Regions from separate parts of the Homo sapiens genome. Here region 1 is linked to region 2. Evidence: read pairs that join two places in POLR2A ChIA-PET (ENCODE). Cell type or tissue: PC-9. All regions are shown on one strand. Each heading gives the region's core, and the rest is flanking DNA. Links, peaks and the distances in the headings are about the cores only. Region 1 overlaps ADORA1 (adenosine A1 receptor). Region 2 overlaps ATP2B4 (ATPase plasma membrane Ca2+ transporting 4).

Evidence for each region. Peaks named below come from ENCODE experiments on the same cell type or tissue, not always from the same donor. Only the 100,000 strongest peaks of a DNase experiment are listed, where the experiment ranks them.
Region 1: POLR2A ChIA-PET joins it to region 2 with 13 read pairs; 3 of 35 experiments call an interaction of 5 or more read pairs at or near these places.

What each region holds. Positions count from the first base shown.
Region 1 is chr1:203,129,844-203,138,227 of GRCh38, forward strand. All of the region lies in intron 3 of ADORA1 (adenosine A1 receptor), which reads left to right. Among named protein-coding and RNA genes, the nearest start is that of ADORA1, 6.3 kb to the left of the region's middle. RefSeq lists an enhancer at 4,340-5,227. In PC-9, for the core only: CTCF peaks have their summits at 6,764 and 6,974; DNase peaks (open chromatin) are centred at 4,278, 5,988 and 6,228; H3K4me3 peaks cover 975 bases; H3K27ac peaks cover 3,735 bases.
Region 2 is chr1:203,733,611-203,741,994 of GRCh38, forward strand. ATP2B4 (ATPase plasma membrane Ca2+ transporting 4) reads left to right here. Exons shown (of 21, transcript NM_001684.5): 21 at 5,936-8,384. The coding sequence ends at 6,244. LOC102723543 (a long non-coding RNA gene) reads right to left here. Exons shown (of 2, transcript XR_426890.4): 2 at 3,584-4,437. Among named protein-coding and RNA genes, the nearest start is that of LINC00260, 7.2 kb to the left of the region's middle. In PC-9, for the core only: no CTCF peak of the experiment used is centred there; no DNase peak of the experiment used is centred there.

The DNA of each region.
Region 1 (8,384 bases), core at 281-8,280, 600 kb before region 2:
TTCTGTTGCAAAACCACCTCTTTGCTGGTCACAGTAGAGGTGCTTGTGCTGCTCCCAGGCAGCACTGGGATGGGTGGCCTGCTGGTGCCGTCCTCAGTGTGGGTGTCCAGCCCATGTTGGAGCTCCCTGCCAGGCCACAATCTCATCACCAGGCAGTGCCTTGGGCCACCAAGTGCCAGCGAGTGCCTGGGCATATTGCCAGGGACTGGCCCTGCTGGGACGCTCTTGTGAGGCATGCTTGCCCCCTCTTTGAATTCTTGCCCCCAGTAGATTCCTTTTCTCCTGGGGAGCTCTGGCCATCTCCAGCACCTGCCACCCCCGGCATAGCTTCTCTGGGATGTAGGGCCTCTGACCTCACTTGGCCCCTTGCCCGGGCAGGCCTAGGGACCCATGTTTCTCCCTTTGTGTTACATTTGTGCACATTTAACTTTTCAAAGCCTTTCTTACATGCATGATTTTTTCCTGTTATCATCACGCCGCTGTAAGGGAGGTGGAGCAGGAGCTTTTAAAGGGGGAAACTAAGACTCAGAGGGTCTCCTTGAAGCTCACTCAGAAGTGTGATCTAATTATCTGCCTTCCTTCCTGATTCCCCATGCCCAGTGGCTTGATGCCAGTCTCTCTGCCCTGTCTACCTCCCTCCACCCTCCAGGTTTTCCAGGGAAGGTGGGGTGAATAAGGGAACACAGCCAGAAGCCCCATAGGCTCATCCACTGAGGGGCCCACATGCTGCCATTAGTCCCAGGTTGCTGCTGGGCTGCACATATAAAGCTGGTCTCAGTGCATTAGAAGAGCGGGGCCTCTGAGCCTGGCCATTATAACGAAGTGTTGCCACATTTGGAAACTCATGCAGATGTCCAGCTGTAGGAAGGCTGCTGGAGAAATTCTGTCTGCTGAGTGAGTGTTAAGGTGAGCCAAAGGTCCCGTCTTGCTGTGACAGAATGCACCCTACTTGCCCTGTGGGGCTGGGATGGCTGCACTGGTGGGAACAGCAGACTTATTCCTTCAGGAGGCAGCTGCTGTGGCTTTGGAGCTGGGGTCCTGGGGAGCTGTCCTTTGAGGGTGGAGGCAGGGACCTGCACAGAGGCTGCCATGGGCCTGAGTTCAAATCCTTGCTGGGAATTTCTAGCTGTGCAAAAGTCACTTACCTAACCGCTTTAAGCTTTAATGTCCTTATGTATAAAAGGGAACATTAATAATAGTGCCTACTCCCTAGGGTTATTGGAATAATTTAATGAACTCATATATGCGAAGCACTTGTATTAATATTATGCCTCATATATGCAAGCCATAGGGAGGTCTTATTTGTAGTTTTATTGTCACTATTAACATATGGCTCAAGTGTGGCTGGATAGGTGAGCCCTACTCCTGCCACTCACGCTCTTAGGTGTCATTCGGTGTCAACACATACACACGAAGAAACACGCACACAAACACATACGCAACACATCTCCCAGGAGGTGTCTAAGTACTGTGAAGTTATATCTATACATGTTTCTACTCCTCTGGTGCAGTGTTGGTGCCTCAAGGCAGCATCCACATCTTATCTATTTCTGCAAATTCTTCAGAATGCCCAGCTCAGTGTCTGGCACATCACAGACCCTCAGTAAACGTTGATTGAATTGGCCAGGTTTACGGAACACACACAGTTGAGCCTCAAGCCTATCTTCCAGAAGTCTAACCTCTCACTTTCTTGCTGTGGGCTAGACCTGTCCCCACTTCTGATTCAGGGCCATGACCACAGATGCCCCCACTGGCTCAGCGTGGCTCCTTGACAGCCACACACCAGCAGTGCCTGGGAGTGTCCTGCCCCATGGAGAGGAGCCTTTCTCCTGAGTTAGGGAAAGGCTGCTGGGGCCTCACTTCTCAAGCAGGGATCCTGGCTGAGGTGTTGGGCCATTCTGGGCTCCTGCGTGGCACTGCCCAGGTCCCTTCCAGGAGGAACAGCATGCTTTGCTCCCCTCTACGTGGCTGGAGTCAGCAGGCTGCTGGGTCTACGAAACTCCTCTTGGCCAGAGGTCCCCAGGCACCAGGCTTGCTGCCCTGACATGCCAGTCAAAGGTAGATGTGGCCCTGGGCACAGAGAGTCGTACTGACCGAGCACTGGTGAGGCGTGTCTGGGGCACCCGGATACAGGTGTCTGCTGGCTATCACCAAGTGGGGCATGGTTTGGTCAGTCAACCACAAATTTTCTTTCTTTCTACTTGGCAGAAAACCAAGAGAGAAAAGAGATTCACACCATATAATATGATCCAGTTACAAAATTTTTTCTTTTTAAGCTCAAATTGTTGATTCATCAGTAACCTGTGGTCATTTGCATATAATTTGCACGCTATTTGCATAGCACCTCCCCATGCTTGGTAATTGAAGCCCTATTCCCCTCAGCTCCTGGTTCTAGGGAATCTCTATTATTTGTCCCTTAACCCCTCACCCAGAGCTTTCTTGGTGGCAATTTGGTGCCTACTCCCGAGGGCTAGTTGTAGGGAAGTGTGCCAACAGAGGGCTCCCTGACCAAACCTCTCTGTGGGAAGGAGACCCTAGCAAGGGGGCTGTCCATGGCCAGCTGGGTTGGAGTGGAGTGAGGGATGGTGGGTGTTTGCGAGTCAGGCAGACCTGAGTTTGAACCTTGCTCTGTTACTAATTAGCTATGCAACCTTTGATAAGTTATTCAGCCTCTCTGAGCCTTTCCCCTTCACCATCTGTTAAATGAAGGGGTTGGAGGTGGGGCATGGTGGCTCATGCCTGTAATCCCAGCACATTGGGAGGCTGAGATGGGTGTATCCCTTGAGACCAGGAGTTCGAGATCAGCCTGGACAACATGGTGAAACCCCATCACTACTAAAAATACCAAAAACAAATAGCTGGGCGTGGTGGCACATGCCTGTCATCCCAGCTACTTGGGAGGCTGAGACAGGAGAATCACTTGGACTTGGGAGGCGTATATTGCAGTGAGCCGAGATTGCGCCACTACACTCTAGCCTGGGCAACAGAGCAAGACTCTGTCTCAATATAAATAAATAAATAAAAAGAAAGAAATGAAGGGGTTGGATTTGAGGTCTCTGAGGTACCTTTCAGCTCTAATTCTGTGGTTCTTCCTTATCCTGACTCCTGCCAGTGCTGTGTTGGGATCCCGGGAGGGTTTTGTTGTGTTGTGTGTTTTAGCTCCTAGTGAGTGTATGCTAGGAACAATGCTATGTTTTTAATATATTTTATCTCATTCAATGTTCATAGTCTCACTAGTAGAGCTTATTGTTACCCCCATTGTATAGACAATTCTTTTTTTTTTTTTTTGAGATGGAGTCTCATTCTGTCGCCCAGGCTGGAGTGCAGTGGCACAATCTCAGCTCACTGCAACCTCCACCTCCCAGGTTCAAGCGATTCTCCTGCCTCAGCCTCCTGAGTAGCTAGAATTACAGGTGCATGCCACCATGCCCAGCTCATTTTTTGTATTTTTAGTAGAGATGGGGTTTCACCATGTTGGCCAGGCTGGTCTCGAATTTTTGACCTCAGGTGAGCCACCCGCCTTGGCTTCCCAAAGTGCTGGGATTACAGGCGTGAGCCACCTCGCCTGGCCTCTCTATAGACAATTCTTTAGCTAAATTGAGGGCTGAGGCTTGGGGAGTTTCAGTAACTTGCCCAAACAGCTTGTCAGGGGCAGAAGCAGGATTTGACTCTAGGCCTAACAGATGCCTTTAACCAGTAAGCCCATGTGTATCTTGCGTCAGCCCAAGAAGCTGTAGGATTTTTGGAGGAGTTTCTATGAAGTTGTCAGTAGGGTGATTTTTCTCCTCTGATCTTTGCCAATGGCCTCTGCACTCTGCTCAGTCCCCGCCCAGCATCTTCCCCTCCACCTTCACTCCAGTGGGCAGTTGAGCCCTTGGCAGTTCCTGCCTCTGTCCATAGCTTGAAGCCTGCCCCACTGGGCTGCTGACCCGGGGAACCACAGCAAGGAGTGGTGGAGGAGCTCGGCGTGCTGAGCCAGAGTGGGGAAAGAAATCTGGTAAATTAGGGCACGTTTGCGTTTAGGCATCAATTTAGCTGTCCCCACCCTGGCTAGCCTGGGCTTTTCTTGACAACCCTGAAATGCCTTGTGTGCCGTCATGCCCCCGCAGGTGACTGTCTGTGGCTTCTGGGTCCCAGAACAGTTGCTCTCAGGTCATGCCTTCTGCTTTCAGAGAGGTAGGCCGTCTTCAGATCCTGTATCTAAGGATGGATTAGTCATAGGCCTGGAGTGTCTAAGAGGGAAGAGGAGTTGGAGGAAGCCCTGAAGCTCAAACTCTCACACTTGCGGACTGAGGAGGAAACTGAGATTGGAGAGAGGAGGAGCTTACGCAAGATTACTTGGCTGGGAGTTCTTTCCTCCTCCCATCTGGATGCTTGCTCCCCCGCCTCTGATGTAAAAAGCTTGAGCAGAAGAGCTCTTTGCAGTCACCCGCCCCTCAAGGAACAGAAAAGGAAAGTATGCAGCCTCAGTGGGTGAAGTCAGCAGATCAGTGGCAGGCTTAGAGGGGAATGAGGCGGAGGGAAGTTGCTTTGTGATTGAGAAGATAATTTCTCTGAATTAGGGATAGCCTTCAGGTGTGTTAGGCCAAGCAGCTTGCTGGGCCAAGGGAGAACATGGCCTTTAATTGAAGAGGCATCTGGACTCCTTTCAAGTGTGAAAGCTTCCCCCAGCTGGCATCGGGTGGCTTCCCGGAAGTTTCTGAGTGCTTGAGGGGCAACCTGCCGAGGTGTCAGCTCTGCGTGGAAGCCGGAGAATGGCCAGGATGCCTTTTACCCAGAGGCAGATCTGTAGGGGCCGCACCCTGACATTTGCTATTTATTTCCAAGCATAAAAGCAATCCATGTTGATTGTGAAAAATGGAAGAAAGAATAAAGATGGTAAAATCACCAGTAATTCTACCACCTACAGAGAACTACCGTTAACATTTTGGTGTTCCAGAAAATTTTTCCACACACACACATATATATAGATATATTATTTTTACATATTGAGAACATCTATATATACATGGTTTTATATCCTATTTTATTCACTTAACATTATAAGCATTTCCCTGTGTCAACTAAAATGATTTTGTAAGGATTTTTATGGCGGTATAATATTGGATTGTATTATTACTCATCTTTTGGGTCTCAGCTAAAATGGGCTCTCCTTAGGGGGGCCTTCCCTGAGCCCCACCCCACCTGGACCAGTTTCCTCTGGTAGACACTCAAGTTGGATCTCCTTCTCCTTCCAAGTCCACCACTCATCACCTGGGTAGCTTTCTAGTCAATGTCGCTCTTTCTGGGCTTGGTAAGTTCCCAAAGGCCAGGGACACATCTGCTTACATACCCCCATTTCCCCATGCCTGGCACAGAGCAGGCATGCCGGAAAAATTTTTGAATAAATGAATATTTGAATATCATATTTTATTTATGCATTCTTATATCACTGGCTACTTCAATTGTTTCTGATTATTTATTGTTATGAAAAATGCTTTACTGTGTAACAAACCTGCACATGTACCCCTTAATCTATTAAAATAAAAGTTGAGGCTGGGCGCGGTGGCTCATGCCTGTAATCCCAACACTTTGGGAGCCCGAGGCAGGCAGATCATTTGAGGTCAGGAGTTCAAGACCATCTTGGCCAGCATGGTGAAATGCGTCTCTACTAAAAATACAAAAATTAGATGGGCATGGTGGTGCACGACTGTAATCCCAGCTACTTGAGAGGCTGAGGCAGGAGAATTGCATGAATCCAAGAGGCAGATGTTGCAGTGAGCTGAGATCATGCCACTGCACTCCAGCCTGGGCAACAGAGTGAGACTTTGTCTCAAAAAAAAAAAAAAAAGTTGAAATTATAAAATCAAACAAAAAAACACTTTAATGATTCACAATGTTCATAGGGTCAGAGCCAAGTCAGAACCTGGGCTGTGTCACCCAGTAAATAGTGTAGGTGCTATCTAGAAAGATTGCCTTGTGAGGTTAAATATTTCCCAAGTCCCTTTACTCCAACTCTCCCTTCTCCCTCCCCAATTTTACCCACACTGCAAATCCCCCGGGGGCATTTGGCATTCTTTAGCCCACTTCCCCTTCTGGGCTGGGTTGGGCAGGACTGTATGGGCCCCAAGTCTAGTCCTTATTGCCTGGTCTCTTTCCTGAAGGCCTCGGCATCCTGAGGGTGAGGAAGCAGTGTCCCTGGGAGAGGACTTGGGGTGAGGCACATCTTGGTTGGCCTCATTCGGCAGGTGGGGACAGACACATAGAGCAGAGAGGAAGGAAGTGGAGAGACACGGCTCCTTGGGCGGCATGAATCACTCCTTTAACCTCAGCCTTCTTAATTCAAGCCCAGAGGGAACTATCAGCTGCCGCAGTCCAAAGAAAAGCCTGGCAGGCAGGTGGTCGTGGGGATAAGGAGAAGAAGGAGAGGCAGATGGGTGGGTCTTGGCATACACGTCCTCTTAGAAATACTGGTTTGAAGGTGGGCAGGGAGATGGGGGCAGCTGGCAAGGGGCTTCCCTGACCCCAAGGGAGAGGACATGGGGGTACCTTCTCCTGCCTTGCTCCTTACCTTGGAATTTTATTCCCCAGCAGAACTGCAGAGAGGTGTGGGGCTGAGGGGCTGGCAACATCCATTTATCTATTTTATAAGTGTGCTTTGAGCACCTGCTATATGTCAGGCACTTGGCCAGGCCTGGGGATACACAGATGGGCAGGCTGATCTGGTCTCTACCTCTGTCTGACAGCTCAGAGTCTCTGCTGAGATGATGGATTCCCACAGACCAAGGTGGCCAAGGAGAAACTCTCACCCCACCTGTGGTGGGAGTGGGGATGGCAGGAGACTGGCAGCTGATGCCTTGCAGAGCTGGGCTGGGCAGCTGGATCCCACTCCACACTCACTCCATGCAGCTCAGGTTGTGTAGGAAAGGCTCTTTGAACTTACCTTCTTGCCTCTTGCTTCCCCTTTGAGAGAGAAGGGCAGCTGATTTGTCCCTACACCGGGCCCTGGTACAGATAGACCTACTCATTCATTAATTCATTCATTTGTTCATTTATTCAACAAATACTTATTGAGTGCTCATATGAGCCAGGGTCTGTTGGGATACTTTCATTAATAAAACAGAGATCCTCATGGAGACTGAATTCTAATGAATTGGAAATCAGATGCTAGATAATAAATGCAATACCTAAATCATGTAGAGTGTTGGAAGGTAGAATGTGCTATTGAAAAAAGAAAAAGGGGGCAGGGTAAATGGGATTGGAAATGCCCCAGCCCAGAATGGGGCTGGGAGAAAGGGTTGCAACTTTAAATAGGGTGGTCCGTGAGGCTTTACTGAGAAGGTGCCATTTGACCAAAACCCTGGAGGTGAGGGAACACACCATGCAGATATAGGGAGGGCATGCCATGCAGGGGAAAGAACTAGAACAGAGGCCCTAGCATAGGAATGTACCTGAAGGGTTTAGGGACTAGCAAAGAGGCCTGTGGGGCTGAGATGGAGAGATAAAGGGAGAGAGTGGTCAGAGATAATGGGTCACTGGCCCAGGTACAGCATGGAGGCCACTGGAAAGACAATGGCTTTTACTCTGAGGGAAATGGTGAGCCATTGCAGGATTTAGAGCAGAGATGTGACATGATCTGACTTAGGCTTTAAAGGATCACTCTCGTTGCCGTGTTGAGAATGTGCTTTAGGGACAAGGGTGCAAACGGGAGTAGTTAGGTGCTATTGCAGTGATTCAGGTAAGGGAAGACGGAGGTGGCTCTAATCTGAACAATAGCAGAGGAGGTGGTGAGAAGTGGTTAATTCTGGATATGCATTTAAAATTTTTAACTTTTAATTTACTTTGTATCAAAGTAAAAATTTTATCCAGTAAAGTGCATAAACCTCAAGTACTCAGCTCTATAAAATTTTGCATATGTATATACCTATATACCACTACCCCGATCAATATTTAGGACACTTCCAGCATTGTATGGGGCTCCCTCCCAGTCAGTACCCTCCAAAAGGCAACCTCTATTTTGATCTTTATCCTTATAGATTGATTTTGGTTGTTCTTGAACTTTTATATGTGGAGTCAAGCAGTTTGCACCCTTTTATGTCTGGCTTCTGAAGCTCAAAATTCTTGCCAAGATTCATCCCTGTTACTGAATGGGACTTTTCCCCTCATTGCTGTTAGAATTCAATTGTATGAATGTACCATGATTTGTTTAAATTCATGATGTATTTTGAAAAAAAGAGCCAAAGAATTTGCTTATGGGTTGGATGTGGGAATTTTCCTATAGATTGGATGTGAGAAAGAAGAATCAATATGACCAGACTTTTACTTCTAAGCAACTGGGAGGATGCAGTTGGCATCATCTAAGGTGGGAAAGGCTGCAGGTGGTGGAAGGAAGAAAATGAGTTTGG
Region 2 (8,384 bases), core at 343-8,342:
TTAACTGTTTTAAAGACAATAATTCTGTTTTCTGATTGTTCCTCTGCATTGCTCATTTCTTCCTTTTCTTGAGTTTTGTTTTGTTTTGCTTTGCCTTTTTTGTTTGTCTGTTTGTTGCTTTGCTGGGATATGTTGTTGTTCCTCTCTTCTCCTCCTGCTCCTTTGAGTCTGAACTCTACCTCCTAAGCTTAGATGTGAGGTTAGGCCAGAGGAAAACCCAAGAGCTTTCTTTACATGGGGGCAAAGTTTGGGATCTTTTGAGGAAAGGTAGGAAGGGAGCTAATGTGCCCATGGGTGTGTTTTGACTAGTGGACCTGTCATAATTGAGCCAGTATTAAACTTGGTCAATAATAATAGTCCATTTGGCCACCACTGTATTGCTGACTGGCAATTTTAGCATAAAAGTTGTAGCTGGCTGGGCACGATGGCTCACGCCTGTAATCCCAACACTTTGGGAGGCCAAAGCAGATCACGAGGTCAGGAGATCAAGACCATCCTGGCTAACATGGTGAAACCCCGTCTCTACTAAAAATACAAAAAATTAGCTGGGCGTGGTGGCGGGCACCTGTAGTCCTATAGCTACTCGGGAGGCTAAGACAGGAGAATCACTTGAACTCAGGAGGCGGAGGTTACAGTGAGCCAAGTGGAGAGCCACTGCACTCCACCCTGGGCGATAGAGCAAGACTCTGTCTCAAAAAAAAAAAAAAGTTGTAGCTATAGGTGAAGAAAAGAAAGTAGTTCAGTTCAAATGTATATGGTTGAACATCCCCGTTATTTTACTTTTCTGGGACTCCGGTTTAAAAATCAGTTAATCTTGGCTGGGTGCTGTGGCTCACACCTGTAATCCCAACTTTAGGAGGCCGAGGTGGGCGGATCACCTGAGGTCAGGAGTTCAAGACCTGCCTGGCCAACATGGCGAAACCCTGTCTCTACAAAAATACAAAAATTAGCCGGGCAATATGGTGCGTGCCTGTAATCCCAGCTACTCGGGAGGCTGAGGCGGGAGAATCACTTGAACCCGGGAGTCAGAGGTTGCAGTGAGCCGAGATAGCACCATTGCACTCCAACCTGGGCTACAGAGTGAGACTCCATCTCAAAAAAAAAAAAAAAAAGGCCAGGCACAGTGGTTCACGCCTATAATCCCAGCACTCTGGGAGGCCAAGGCAGGTGGATCATAAGGTCAGGAGTTCAAGACCAGCCTGGCCAATATGGTGAAACCCTGTCTCTACTAAAAAATACAAAAATTAGCCAGGCATGGTGGCACGTGCCTATAGTCCCAGCTACTCAGGATGCTGAGGCAGGAGAATCGCTGGAACCCAGGAGGCGGAGGTTGCGGTGAGCCAAGATGCTCTACTGCACTCCAGCCTGGGTGACAGAGACAGACTCCATCTCAAAAAAAAAAAAAAAAAAAAAAACGAAGAAAAAAAATCAATTAGTTCACATGAAGGTACGAGAAATATACAAAAGAGTCAAAATAACATTTTTTCTTCATTTACTAAACTTTTAGGAGTTTCTGAAGAGGAGTGCCTTTTATTTTGCTTCTCCTTTTCTCTAGTTTGATTGTTTCACCAATAGCCAGCACTTATTTTGCACATAAAGTTTCAGGAAGCCCTTTCTCAGCCGGACTTGCAATTGGAGTATTATCAACTCACAACCTAAGATCTGGTGTTCCCATTGGTAGATTCTTGGATTCTTGCTAATGCTTATGTCTTCCTATTCCTGGTCATTTTCCCTTCCCCAAATGGGACTCAGAGAGGAGAGAGAAGGTAGCCAGCTCTTTGCTGATAATGTGGGAAGGAGTTTATCTGTATTAAATATAATGTGGGTTTCAAATAGCTGAGTGTTCAGTCTGTTCCTTCCTCCCCCATTCCCAACCTCACCACCCCCCACCCCGACCTCTGCAAAGGGGCTCAAGAAAGAACAGTTGCCTTGTCTGTGGTTCACATGATCACGGACTGTGTGGGTTGACCAGACTTAGATTTGTTTTGTCTCTTTAGCCAAAGTGTTCTGATGTGAGGAATGGGGGTGGAACTTGATAGAGATACATACAATTTCTTTAGGTCAAAAAAACAGGCAAGAAAGAACTCACTAAGTCTTGCCCTGCAAGTATCCAGGAACCTCTCCCACCAGTTCTTTCATATTCCTCTCTTAATTCCTTTTTTCCTTCTAGTTCTGCCATCCCCTTCTAACTAGCTTCTGTTCTGTTTTAATCATCCCTTTCTGATAGGAAGGGTTAGTGTCAGATATCCTGATGGTTTGATGGTGGAAGGAGACTAAGTAGAAGACTAAGCAGAAGACTGGGATCTTGTAGAGCAGCTGGTAGAGGGTGTGCTCCAAATCCTCAAAGACTAGATCAGAGGAGAGACAGGCCACACCTGCTCTTTCTCCAGCTGTGCCTTTTTAGTTGGAGCTCCTAGAAGTTATAGCCATACATTTTAAAACCCTCTTTCCCATTCCAGATCTCCAAATGAATTCAACTGTTTGTCCAACCTTCATTAGATAGATCTCTAAGATTTCCCTGCATAGGGAGGCCCTAATCCTTTTCTTCTGGTTTCTGAAAAGAGCAGAAAACTGCCTGGCGCGGTGGCTCACGCCTGTAATCCCAGCACTTTGGGAGGCCGAGGCAGGTGGATTACTTGAGGTCAGGAGTTCGAGACCAGCCTGGCCAACATGGTGAAACCTCATTTCTACTAAAAATACAAAAAAAAATAGCTGAGTGCGGTGGCGCACGTCTGTAATCCCAGCTACTCTAGAGGCTGAGGCAGGAGAATCGCTTGAACTCGGGAGGCGGAGGTTGCAGTGAGCTGAGATCACGCCATTGCACTCCAGCTTGGGCAACAAGAGTGAAACTCCATCCCCCCCAAAAAAAAAAAAGCAGAAAACTACAGAATGAGAAAATGGAGTCTTCACCTGCCCACTCATTGAGCTGCAGAGAGTAGCCCTCAGCACTCATACCCAGTCTCCTGAGTCATGAAAAGAGTTGCCCTTCAACCAGCCACTTCCACCTGTAGGCCAGGGCCCCAAAAGAGACATTTCCCCAAGGTTTTGAGAAATGATGACCAGGAAGGGAAGGGTTGACTGGCTGTGTGGAGAGTGCTCAAAGCTTTCCCTGCACCTTCTTCACTAGCCCTGTCTTGTCCCCATACACTGCTCATGCACCAGGCATCATGCTCCAGGAAGGGGAGATGCCAGCCCTGGGTGGATTGGTGGTGATATAGTGCATGATTGTTCATCAGCATGTGTTCTCTGAGGCCAGTGCTGGAGTTGGGGCATCCTGGCACAGCCCCATGCCCTCTCCTCCCTCACCCTTCTCTCCACCCACCAAGCCAGCTGGTGCTCCCTAGCTCTCTGACCCCTCTTCACGTGAGCTTCCTTACAGGTGGCTGGTTTCCCTTTAGATTCCAGAAGTCCTGCAGTCTAGCTGGATGACTGTTTCTTGCTCCCCAAAAGACATTTCCCATATTTTTTCCATCTACCCATCCCCAATTCACTTTTATCTTCCTCATTGTTTACCTGTAACAGTATTATTGGTCACCCCAACAGGTGAGAGGAAAAGCCAACAAACAGGGCTCCAGACCCTCACTCCAACCCCAGTTGTTACAAATTTATTTTCTATAGTGGACTTCACATGTAATTTTTTCCAACAAAGTATTCAATTGAATGGAAGCAGGAAATTGAAAATCACTGATATTGAAGATGATGTACTGGCGGATAAAGGCACCTGCCCTCCTGTAATATTCAGTAGAAATTTTGAGATCTTGAAAACATATGAAAAATGTGGGCTATGTTATCACTCCTGACAGTGATGGCTTTGATGGAGTGGGATGACTTTGGACCCATCTCTTGGCCAGTGTATCTGTGCCAGGGTCAAAGGAGAAGGCACTGGGTTTGGACTCACTCAATCCAAATTGCCTTGCTCTGAGATTTTATGTAGATCAGTGAAAACTTGAGACTTCCTGAAGACCAGATGGAGCCTCCATTCCATCTGATCTCACCTAGATCTGGAGCAAAGGCAACATGATAGGTAAAATTTGCACATCAGATGGTCAAATAGGAATCAGATAATAAAAATGTGGTCCTCGCTGTCTGTTCAGCATGGTGAGTGTGTGCCTGTGCTCCCTGATTCTTCTTGGCTGAGGTGTTGAGCTGATACTGTTGAGTGGCAAGGAGTCCTTTGCCTTCTGAGCTTTGAGCACCCTCAGTCTTGGGTGGGTCTGCAGGCTGTAGTAGAGTGGGACGAGATAAAGAAAGCCTTAGCCAGCAGAGACACATTCTCCTCCAGAGAAAACGGACCAACAGTATTGATAGTGAGCCTTCTTTGAGTGGTATTTATGAAGGTTCTGTATGGTGGTAGGAAGCACTGGAACAGGTGATCCAACCAGTTTATTTGGCTGACTCTCTGTATCCTCTGCTGTCTCCAAATTCTTGTGTCTTCTCCTGGAATATATTTTTGGTTAAACAGCAGAGGAATGAAAGAGGTACCCTACCCCCACCTTCATCACTCCTACCCCTCCAACCTCAACAGTTTCCCCCACATTACTCCCATTTCTTTTCTGAGTGAAGATTTTTTGGACAAGACTAGGATCAGCCACCTTCCAACAACTAGAACCGTCCTACAACCATTTACCTTTCCCCTGGCCCCTCTCTCCAACTTCTCGGAGCTCCAACCCTCTCCCCCTACCCCAATTCTACCATCCCTGATTCTAAGCCACGCCTCAGAGAGACCTGCAGTTCAGAAAAGCAGAGCTGCCAAAATTGCTGGTGCCTGTGGACAAGCAAAAGCTGTTCACAGGCATCAATTATTGTCAGTTTTTTCTTGATGACTCTGAACTGACCGAATCCCTTCCTTTTTGCGCAGTAAGACAGAGACTATGACACTGGGCAATGCATCTCCTTTTGCCCAGTAAAACCGCACGTGGTTTCCTTTCCTTCATCCTCTTCATCCACCCCATCAGAAAGGCCACTTGTTTGTAGCACTGCCTCCTGGATTAGGTTTCTCTCCCTGGTCCCTTTCATTCCCTTCTCCACATAAGACTATGCTCCTCTTCACAATTTGGAAACAGCTAGAGAAAGCAGCATGATTGGGCACAGTTGCTGTGTATCAGAGACATGAACGTGCATTTGAATTATGAGAGCCAGGTCTTTTCTCAATAGGCAGGAGGAAGGCATCTTTTGACACCTGTATTTTATCTGCTGCTTCTAGGGAAGGGGCTGAAGGAGTGAAGTTCTGTGTTATTTGCGGGGAGGGGACACAGTGGTGGTTGTGGGATATAAAAATATGCATGTTTCCTGGCTGAAAGGGCAAATTATTATTAGAGAGTTTTAAGTTCCTGCATGCTGCTGACACAAATGAAGATTGGTTTGTCTGCCTGGCTGCACAGTTTTCATGGTCACTCGTCACCCAACCTGTATTATGTGCAGATTGGTGTATGCTGGCTCTTTGAGGTCTTTAAACAGATAACTAAACCTCAATGCATAATTTTTCCATTCCACATTCACAAAATGTTTGGCCTCAGCACAGAAATCCACATATCTCAATCATCTTTTTAAGTTTGGCTATGAATTTGCATCTAGTTCCCATGTCCTTGCCCTCCATCTAAAAGAACTAATGAAACTTCTTGTTTTCTGTTTCATTTTAAAAGTAGATTGTTTGGGAATGCTAACGTTGCTTTGGGTTTTCTACTTTTTTTAATGCAGCTTTCAAAACGTCCTAGTTGCCGTCACTCACCCCAGCCCACCCCACTGCTTGAAAGTTGAGCCATGTGATGTTTCTAGTGCCCCATGATCTCTTCTGATGTGTGTTTGGTTTTGATGCTGAGCAGTCATGTTTTATAGTCTGGGTTTTGTTTCTCTCCTAAATCCACCATCTCCTTGTTCTGCCGGCCAATTCTCACCTCTCTATTTTCTCATCCTCCTTTTCCTTCCCCTGGTATAGATCAAAGTGGTCAAAGCGTTCCATAGTTCCCTCCACGAAAGCATTCAGAAACCCTACAACCAAAAGTCCATCCACAGCTTCATGACCCACCCTGAATTCGCCATAGAGGAGGAGTTGCCACGAACACCACTCCTGGATGAGGAAGAGGAGGAAAATCCTGACAAGGCTTCTAAGTTTGGGACTAGGGTGCTCCTGTTGGATGGTGAGGTCACTCCATATGCCAATACAAACAACAATGCGGTGGATTGCAACCAAGTGCAGCTCCCCCAGTCGGACAGCTCTCTACAGAGCCTAGAGACATCAGTTTGAATTTTCTTTCTCTGACTCTCATCCCTATTTTACCTATTTCCATTTTCGTCTATCCCATCTATGAGGTGATGATGGGACTTTTCATTGTCACGTCAGCTGCTGTGTTAACAGCAGTGTGTGTGAAGTGAACCTCTACCTGACCATGAAGAGGCAAGAGCACAGACTTACAAGGATTTCAACTTAAGCTTGACTTGGGGTTTGTAGCGGGACCCAGTCAAACCCCATTCAGGTCATGGTAGAATCTACTCCTTGGTAGTCACTTGTCATTTTTAAAGAAATGATGACAATCCTCTTGGCATCACCCCACCCCACATTCTCCCCGATGTTCCTCTCCTGAATTCTGGATTTTGTCCTACAAGTCTGTGCCATTTATAAGCTAAGTTGAGGGTTCAGAGGGAGACAAATATCCCCAAGTGAAATATGTTGCGGTAGAGATGGAATGTATAAAATCCGCCAGTAGTGTGATTGTTTTTCAATTTTTCCCACTTTGAAAACTTACACCTAAAGGCCTGTAGGCCTCTAACTCTTTCTGCCCTTTCATTCAAACCTCTCCAAAGTTCTTTGTCTTTTGTCTTCCCTTCCTTTCCTTTTTTTTTTTTTTTTTTATGATGATTAAGAAAATGGAAAGGATATGGATGAATTGTGTAAACTTAGATCCTTCTCCCTTTTGGCCCAAAAGAACCCTTGATTTAGTTCCAGAATCCAACCAGTTTCTTTGTTAAAAGGGTCCTTTTGAAGCAATTAAGTGCTGGTAAGAATATTTCTCTGTTGTTGCCAGGTTACCTTCTGCTTTTAAATTGCCATCTTGTAAAGTGTATGTGGTTCTTAAGTGCCAGGGAGATCAGCCTTGCCCATGAAGGTTGCATATGTGTGGTATACAGTTTTTACCTGAAAGCCTGAGCTTTCTCTTATTCCTAAAGTGGTGGCAAAAGAATGAACTGGGTATGACCCTGCCCCCTTACTGGGCTTGGATATTGAGGACCAGACGCTGCCAAATCTAGGACAAGACAGACCATCAAAGCAGACTTTTGTGGGCTCCTCTTTGGGGTGACCACTGCTTTCAAAGCCATCTGCCAAGGCTCTCCAGGGCAGGACCTGACTGGTGGGGAATGAGTGTTCAGAAGCCTTGGGAGAGGCCAAAGAGCCATTCTAGCATGATCTGAGAAAACCTTCCTGCAGAGGCCAGAAACCTTGAGCTTAGGTGCCTGGGGACCAGCTTCGACATTCTCTCCAGTTTCTGATTCTAATTTTTGCCACGTGTCACAACTTTTCCAGTCTCTGAGAAGGTCCCAGCCTTTCTCAAATATTCTGATTTTGAAAATATGTATCCAAAGTGGGAGGCCCCTGTGACATTTTGCCAACTTAAACGAGAAAAAGACCCCCCGCACCCGGCACACTCCCCCTTCCTCCAGCCCCGCTTCAGCCACATGCTCCAGCTGCTGCCCAGTAAAGCCCTGTGCCTTTTTTTCCCCTGAATACTGCCCAAAGCATCCCCTTCCCATCTGCCTCTCAGGAGTTGGGGACTTTGCTAGGAGATTTTTTAAGTGTTCCTTACTGGGACAACGTGGAGCCACGTTTGCAGGAGCTCCATTTGTATCCCTGCTGGTGTTGACTTCTGTGTAGGGGCCAGTTCATGTCCCTGACTCTCACCTCCCATTAGATAAATGAAGCCCACCCCCCTTTCTAGAGTGATGAGAGTCAAGAAGAGGGGATGTATGAACGGCCAAATTCCCATGTGAGAGGAAGATGACCTGATCCACCTAGCCTTTTCTTCTGGATCTGTCCTCCCTCACCCCTTTCACCTGAGCTGTCCACAGTAGGAAACATAAAGAAACAATGTCCCCTACATATCCCCATGACTACATAATCCATCATCGTAGGAAATAGGAAAGCAAATTTGATTTTGGTTTTGTAAAACGTACATGCTTCAATAATTCTTTTTTGTGTCTTAAATACTCATAGGGGAAAAAAACAGCTCACCCAAGGTGTTAGGTTTCACATATATATTCATCAACTATTTTAGAAGATTTAATTCTATCAAATCTTGTATTACCTCAGATCATTTTAAATAGCAAGCCAATAACGAGCTTTGAAGGCTATTTTACCATTCCTGTTCACAAAAGGTTCTCATGGTGCCTGA